2 separate regions of the Homo sapiens genome follow, and region 1 is linked to region 2. Evidence: chromatin contacts called from ENCODE Hi-C or POLR2A ChIA-PET data. All regions are on one chromosome and are shown on one strand. The core of a region is the stretch at or near the end of the contact, and the rest is flanking DNA. Distances in the headings are between cores, read along the strand shown. Region 1 has its middle 19 kb from the start of GNA12. Region 2 holds the start of GRIFIN (galectin-related inter-fiber protein).

Region 1 (2,972 bases), core at 256-2,755, 390 kb after region 2:
CTGAGAGTGTGTGTGTGTGTGTGTGTGTGTGTGTGTATACATAATTTATTAATTACATATAAAAAAATCTCCTACTGGTTTTGTTTCTCTGGAGAACCCCCAACTAATACAGTACTAGTTATGCCTCTCCCAGCTAAGGTCCCAGGAAGTACAATTCTACCCATTACCCTTAAGACATCACAGATGATCGGTCAGTACTAATAAGTGCTGTACGGTTATTGGACAGATTCGAGTTAACGTATGGAGAACAGGCAGGGTGCAAAGTGCATCCTGGCGTAGACCCCAGCTCTGCCAGGCACTAGCTCTGTAGGCTCTTGAACAACTTCCTTACCTCCCTGTGCCTTGTTTTCTTTTTTTTTTTTTCCCGAGACGGAGTCTCTCTCTGTTGCCCAGGCTGGAGTGCAGTGGCAGGATCTTGGCTCACCACAACCTCCACCTCCCGGGTTTGAGCAATTCCCCTGCCTCAGCCTCCTGAGTAGCTGGGATTACAGTTGTGTGCCATCACGCCTGGCTAATTTTTGTATTTTTAGTAGAGACGGGGTTTCACTATGTTGGCCAGGCTGGTCTCGAACTCCTTACCTCACAATGCGCCCTCCTCGGCCTCCCAAAGTGCTGGGATTATAAGTGTGCGCCACCGCACCCGGCCCTTGGTTTTCTATTCTGTAAAACGGAAGTGACCCGGTGGAGATAAAGGGGTAAATGCAGAGAATGAACTCAGAACATGCCGGTCGCCTTGGCAGTGCTCGCTAAGTGTTTGCATTTTTTTCCCTCCCTGTAACCGCTAGACCACCACGGAACTTGCATTTTTTGCTACTGGATGACAGGTCTTCCTCCTCTCCCAGGGTGGCTGTCTGGCAGGTTTCCCCACTTCCTGCAGTCTTCTCTGCCCTAGGGGACCAGTAGCCATGTTTCTGCCCCAACAAGTAACCTCCTTGCCCTGTCCTGGCTCCCGGGATCCTTCCTCTGGTGGTCTGCACGGGCCACGGCGCTCAGGGTGCCGCAGCGGCAAAGTGGGCAGTGGTCGCCCGTGTTCCAGGGAAGGAGGAGGGTGAGGGCGCCTGACCTCAGAGACCCCCAGAAGGTATCTGTGGGGGCACAGATGACCAGGAGCCCTGGAGTTAGTTCCATTTGCTGGCTGTGACCTTGGAAAGCCAGCAATGATTCAGGACCGGCTGCACAATTTGTGCAAAATGAAAATGTGGGGCCTCTTGTCCAAAAAGTATTACGAATTTCAAAACAGCCACAGCAGAGCACCACGCCGAGCAAGGGCCCTTCTCAGTACAGACCCTGAGCCTCCCGAGAGTGTGAGTGCTGGGGAAATCTGGGGAAAGAGGCCAAGGCTGTCCAGAGCCGAGCCCCTCCCTGGGGATTGTGTCTGGGGCCCGCAAACTCCCCAGGCGGAGGGAAGAGCCAGTCCTCCGGAGACGCTGGGCACCGAGCCTCCTCCAGGCCCGGAGAACGAGCCTGTAGCCTGTCGCTGTTTGCTGAGGGCCCTGACCTCTGTGGGAACACACAGGAAGTGGTTCATTTTCTCCCCACCAGTGACTCACTCCCGTCAGCCCTGCCCTTTCCAATCTCTGCTTCCTGTCCCTTAGCCTCAGCTTGGGTAATTCTGGGCAATAGAAAGGCCAGTCTGGTTGAGTCTGAAACTGCCATCTCACATGCAATTTCGCACTCATCTTGTCCCCCACTGAAGGGCTGGCTTAGCCTTGGCCGGAGAGCCCTGGAGAAGGAGGGGAGAGGTCGGGGGGACTGGCTGCGGTCCTTCCTCTTTCTCCTGGCTTCTGGGGTTGGGAGGGGAAGAGGAGGAAGAGGAGGAGGAGGAGAAGGTCTGGAGTGTCGGCACAATAGTAATATCAATAACAATAGCAGCTAATATTTACTGCAAGTGGTTCTCTGGGTCTGGAGATGCTCCAAGCACTTTTCTGACCGTAAGTTATGGCATTAAGTTTTGTAACTAGGAGGTAGGTCCTGTAATAAGGTCCTGTTGTAATTCCCATTTTTCTCTGTTGAGGAAACAGGCTGAGACAAGGTAGGTAATGTGCCCAAGGCCACAAAATTAGGAGGTGGCAGAGTCAGGATTGGAACCCAAGGTCTTCCTGATTCCACATCCGTTGCCCAGTCACTCCACTGCCTCACTTTCGCAAGAGTCCATATAAAGTTCCTGAGGTTGGGGCCTGGGACCTGTGGCAAGGTAAGTGTCCAGGGATTCAGCTAAGATGAGGCTTACACTTTTTTTTTTTTTGATAGAGTCTCTCTCTGTTGCCCAGGCTGGAGTGCAGTGGCAAGATCTCAGCTCACTACAACCTCTGCCTCCTAGGTTCAAATGATTCTCCCACCTCAGCCTCCCGAGTAGTTGTGACTACAGGCATGTGCCACCACGCTTGGCTAATTTTTCTATTTTTTGGTAGAGACGGGGTTTCACTGTCGGCCAGGCTGGTCTCAAACTCCTGACCTCAAGTTATCACCCCGCCTCGGCCTCCTGAAGTGTTGGGATTACAGGCGTGAGCCACTGCGCCCGGCCTGAGATGAAGCTTATTGAGGGTACTGAGAAAGATTTTTGACTCAATTTCTGAACCTTGTGAATTCTCACAGCACTTAACAGTAAGGAATTATCTGATATTTACATGCTTGTTATCTGCTTTCCTCATTAGGATGCAAACTTCATAAAACCATTTTGTTCATCTCTTCCTGATACCTGGTATGCGCTCACTAAATGCTTGGGAACGTGAATGAATGAATGAAACGTCTTCTGACGTGATCCTTGTATCTACATCTCCTTGCTGCGGCCAAGTCTCAGGTGCACCCTGAGCTCAGTGGTGGTCTTGCCTTTGCCCAGAGTGGGATGGGGTCCAGGTGGGGTGTCCCAAGCAGCCTGAAGAACATGACTCGAAATTCCCATCTGTGACCACCAGGTGTCGCTCATGCCACACAAGGAAACCCATAGATGGCCTCTGCTGAATTAGGGGTGC
Region 2 (3,248 bases), core at 517-3,016:
GGTCTCAGGGTCCCCCAGCCCCCCAGCTTCCAGGGCTGCGTAGCACCGGCCCCACCTGAGCCTCCCCCTGCCACCCCCTAGCAGCCAAACGCCTGCAGCCTTCTCAGAGTTTATTGAAGGTGGAGCTGCGAGGAGCACACAGGACCACAGACCCCCTCACCCAGCTGCCCCAGGGTGGGACTCCAGGTACCCTGGACATGGGACAAGCCGAGGCTGGCTCCTGGGGTGCAGGTGTCACTCAGTAGCCCCGGTCCCTGCAAACATCCAAGGCACGTCCCTAGCTCCTGCCCTGCCCATGCACAGACCAGGGTGGGAGGTGGACCATGGCCCTGCTCCCGTGGCCGGATATGCAGGGCTGGCAGGGAGAGGAGCAGGGTGGGACGCCAGGCAGACAACCCCTCCCCAGGCGGAGGAGGGTCCCCGGATCAGGGTGAGAAGCAAAATCCCTGCTGGGGTGGGCAGTGTGGGGCAGGAATGGGCAGGGACCTGGGTAGAGGCAGGGACTTTACCCCCAGCTCAGGCCCCTCTTGGCCAGCTCCACCTGGGCCAGGCAGTGGTCACTCAGCACGCGCACCCTGGTGGTGGCGCCCAGCGGCCTCTGACGGCATGGGAACTGTAGCACCTTGTGCTCCGGGGCGTAGACGTGGAAGTGCTCCGCGTCCCAGCTGACCTCTATCTGGGCAGGCTGGGGCCAGTGACCTCAGTGCCAGCCCCCAGGGCCTGGGGTCTGGTCCCGCTTTTAACGGTGATGTGCCTGCCGGCCGTCTCCAGGAAGGACAGCCTGGCAGGCCCCGGGGGTCCCTTGGCTTGGAGCCCCCAGCCCAAAGTCCCCTCCTTTCTCCCAAGATGGGGTGGCTGGTAGCCAGGGTGGTGGGTACCTACTGCACACGTAGGGAAACTGAGGCCAGGGAGGCCACCCAGACCTTGCCCTGGCCCACTGACCTGTAAGCGTCCACCGTGAACCCGCTGCCCACTGGCCCCCTGTTCCCCCACGGGCCTTCCCTGCCTAGCCCAGGCCCCACCCAGGCCCCTGTCACCTCAAAGGGCTCCCCCGGGGCCAGCGGGAAGATGCTAGACACCTGCTCCGGGCCCCAGCGGCCGTACTGGAAGGCATTGCCCACCACAGTGGCGCTGGAGAACCGGGGCTTGATGTGGAAGGCAATGTCCCCCGTCTCCAACAAGAAGTTAGTCTCGAACCTGGGGCGGACATGGTGCGGGTCAAGAGCTGCAAAGAGCTGGGCCGGCCACCCAGCCCAAGGCCCAGCGAGGGGAGGGCGGTGCCGCTGACCTGTCCTCTCCAGAGTCAGCATGTCCCTGGACCAGCAGCTTCCAGCCGGGGGCCAGGCCGCCCGCACAGAAGGCTTTAGACTGAGTGGAAGAGACAGGGGGACCAGCCTCATGGGGCTGCAGCCTCCTCCCTCCCACCCCCACCCCCACCCTATCCCATCTGTCCAGGAAGGTCCCTGCCCACCCAGCCTGCCCCCAACCCAGTGCCAGACATAGGCTAAGGCTCTGTTCATCTGGTGTCTTTGTGACAGGGTGACCAGGGCTGGGGTGGGAGGGACACACCTGCCCAGCAGGCCAGCTCTGGGGGGACCTTCACCCTGACGCCCTCTCAGCCCTGAGATCTGATGAGAGGCCAGAGCCCATACCCCATCTCTGTGCAGAGAGAGCACGGGTGGCTCAGGGAGCCCCCAGCCCTGCACCGTTCTCCTTCTCCAGGTCCAGGGTCTCACCCACCTGCACTGCCATCTGCTCCCAGCCACTGTGGGAGGGCGCGGGGAGCCTGGGGTATAGATGGGGGGCTAGGGGTGGGAAGTGCCGGGGGGCTGGGGGTGGGGAGCGCCGGGGGAGGGCTGGGGGTGGGGAGCGCCGGGGTGGGGCTGGGGGTGGGGAGCGCCCGGAGTGGGGGGGCTGGGGGTGGGGAACGCCGGGCCCCACCCCCGGGTGACTTGGCAAGGTCTCTGGGCCCTTCCCAGCCCATATCTCCCTACCCCTCGGGCCTCTCCCTTCCAGCTGGTTCTCTGTGCAGGCGCAAGGGAGATGGGTCACCTGCCCCTGCTCCCCCAAGCCCTCTCCTGCCTGACTCTCACCCACTTCACTCCTTCAGGATCCAGGAAAGCAGCCACTCCTTTCTCACTGGGACGGCAAGGTCTAGGCAGGGACCCTGGCCCGGCTCTTCCTCCGGGATCACGGGCCCCTCCAGGGACTCGAACCCTCCCATCCGGCCAAGGGCAGGCTTAGGAGGGGAGGCTTGGCTGCCGACCCCTGCCCTGGCTTCCCAGGTCCCGTCTGACCACGTGGTGCTGCAGGGCCTGTCCCCCAGCCCACCCTGGCCCCCGCCGCCTGCCCCCACTGGCTCAGCCACCCCATGGGGCATACAGCAAGGATTAGGCCGGCGCTGGTCAGCGCATTCCAGGCTCTGGCAGGCGAGGGGAGGGCTTTTCCCACACCCAGGATGCTCCCCACCTCAGGCTGAGCATGGGGGGGACCAGCTGGGCCCTCAAGGAGGAAGGGAGGTGAGCAGAGAGAGTCTCAGGCTGTCGGGCAGCTTTGGGGCCTCCGAGGACGGGAACCGGCCCGAAGTGGACCTGGAGGGGGCACAGAGCCCTAGGGCTGCTGCAGGTGGGTGTGTGTGCAGCCATGTGCAGCCATGTGCAGTGCGTGTGCAGTGATCTCGTGGGTGGGTATCCTGGCTGCAGGCCGGACGATTGTGTGAGCCCATGAGTGTGCGAGGCATGGGGTGTGAGTTCCAGAGACTCTGGGTGACAGGGAGGTTTGCTGTGTCCCTGCCTGTGTGTCTGAAGAGGCCTGGCCCCCAGGATGCCCCCGCCAGGATTCTCCATTCTCACGTCTCCTGCCGCCCTGTCCCCGTGTTCGAGTGGGCCCTCCAGTCCCCCATCCGCAGGGGTCCCTTCCAGCCATTCTCTCCAAGCCCTGGCAGGGCTGACCTGGGTCCCGCCTGACCTCTCCATGGGTGCTGCCGCTGGGGCCTGTGCCCGGACGTCCTGGTAGGAGGGTGGGACTGCTGAGGCCGGGAGGGGCCTCAAGGTGGTCGTGACTGTCCGCCAGCCCCCTGGGTGGTGCAGAGCAGTGCGGAGCCTGCGGCTGTGGAGCCCGTCTCTCCTGCCTGGCTCGTAGCAGGGCTGGCCGTGGCCCTGCAGGGGGCAGCCCTGGGCAGCAGAGGATGAGCGTGCCTGCCCTCCCCGGCCACATCCGCGTCCCCATCCTGCCTGGCCGTCCTGGGG

Evidence for each region. Hi-C counts contacts between places; a loop is a spot of excess contacts on that map. ChIA-PET counts read pairs that join two places held with the same protein, here RNA polymerase II (POLR2A). Pooled maps may share reads with other maps.
Region 1: a pooled map shows a loop between it and region 2 (2.9-fold over the local background). The contact joins the enhancer-like site here to the promoter of GRIFIN in region 2. A Hi-C loop is called at or near these places in 1 of 50 pooled maps. POLR2A ChIA-PET finds 5 or more read pairs at or near these places in 4 of 52 experiments (AG04449, H1, activated CD4-positive, alpha-beta T cell and 1 more).

What each region holds. Positions count from the first base shown.
Region 1 is chr7:2,862,291-2,865,262 of GRCh38, forward strand. No RefSeq gene overlaps it. Among named protein-coding and RNA genes, the nearest start is that of GNA12, 19 kb to the left of the region's middle. RefSeq lists enhancers at 124-770, 1,419-1,548 and a silencer at 2,326-2,405. Within about 2 kb of position 1,506, at least 39 of the 41 ENCODE cell types and tissues checked have a DNase peak (open chromatin) inside an H3K27ac peak, as active enhancers do.
Region 2 is chr7:2,474,632-2,477,879 of GRCh38, forward strand. GRIFIN (galectin-related inter-fiber protein) reads right to left here and starts at 1,767. Exons shown (of 5, transcript NM_001394787.1): 1 at 1,741-1,767; 2 at 1,289-1,368; 3 at 1,038-1,197; 4 at 510-676; 5 at 97-254. The coding sequence starts at 1,752. The coding sequence ends at 239. RefSeq lists a silencer at 3,209-3,248.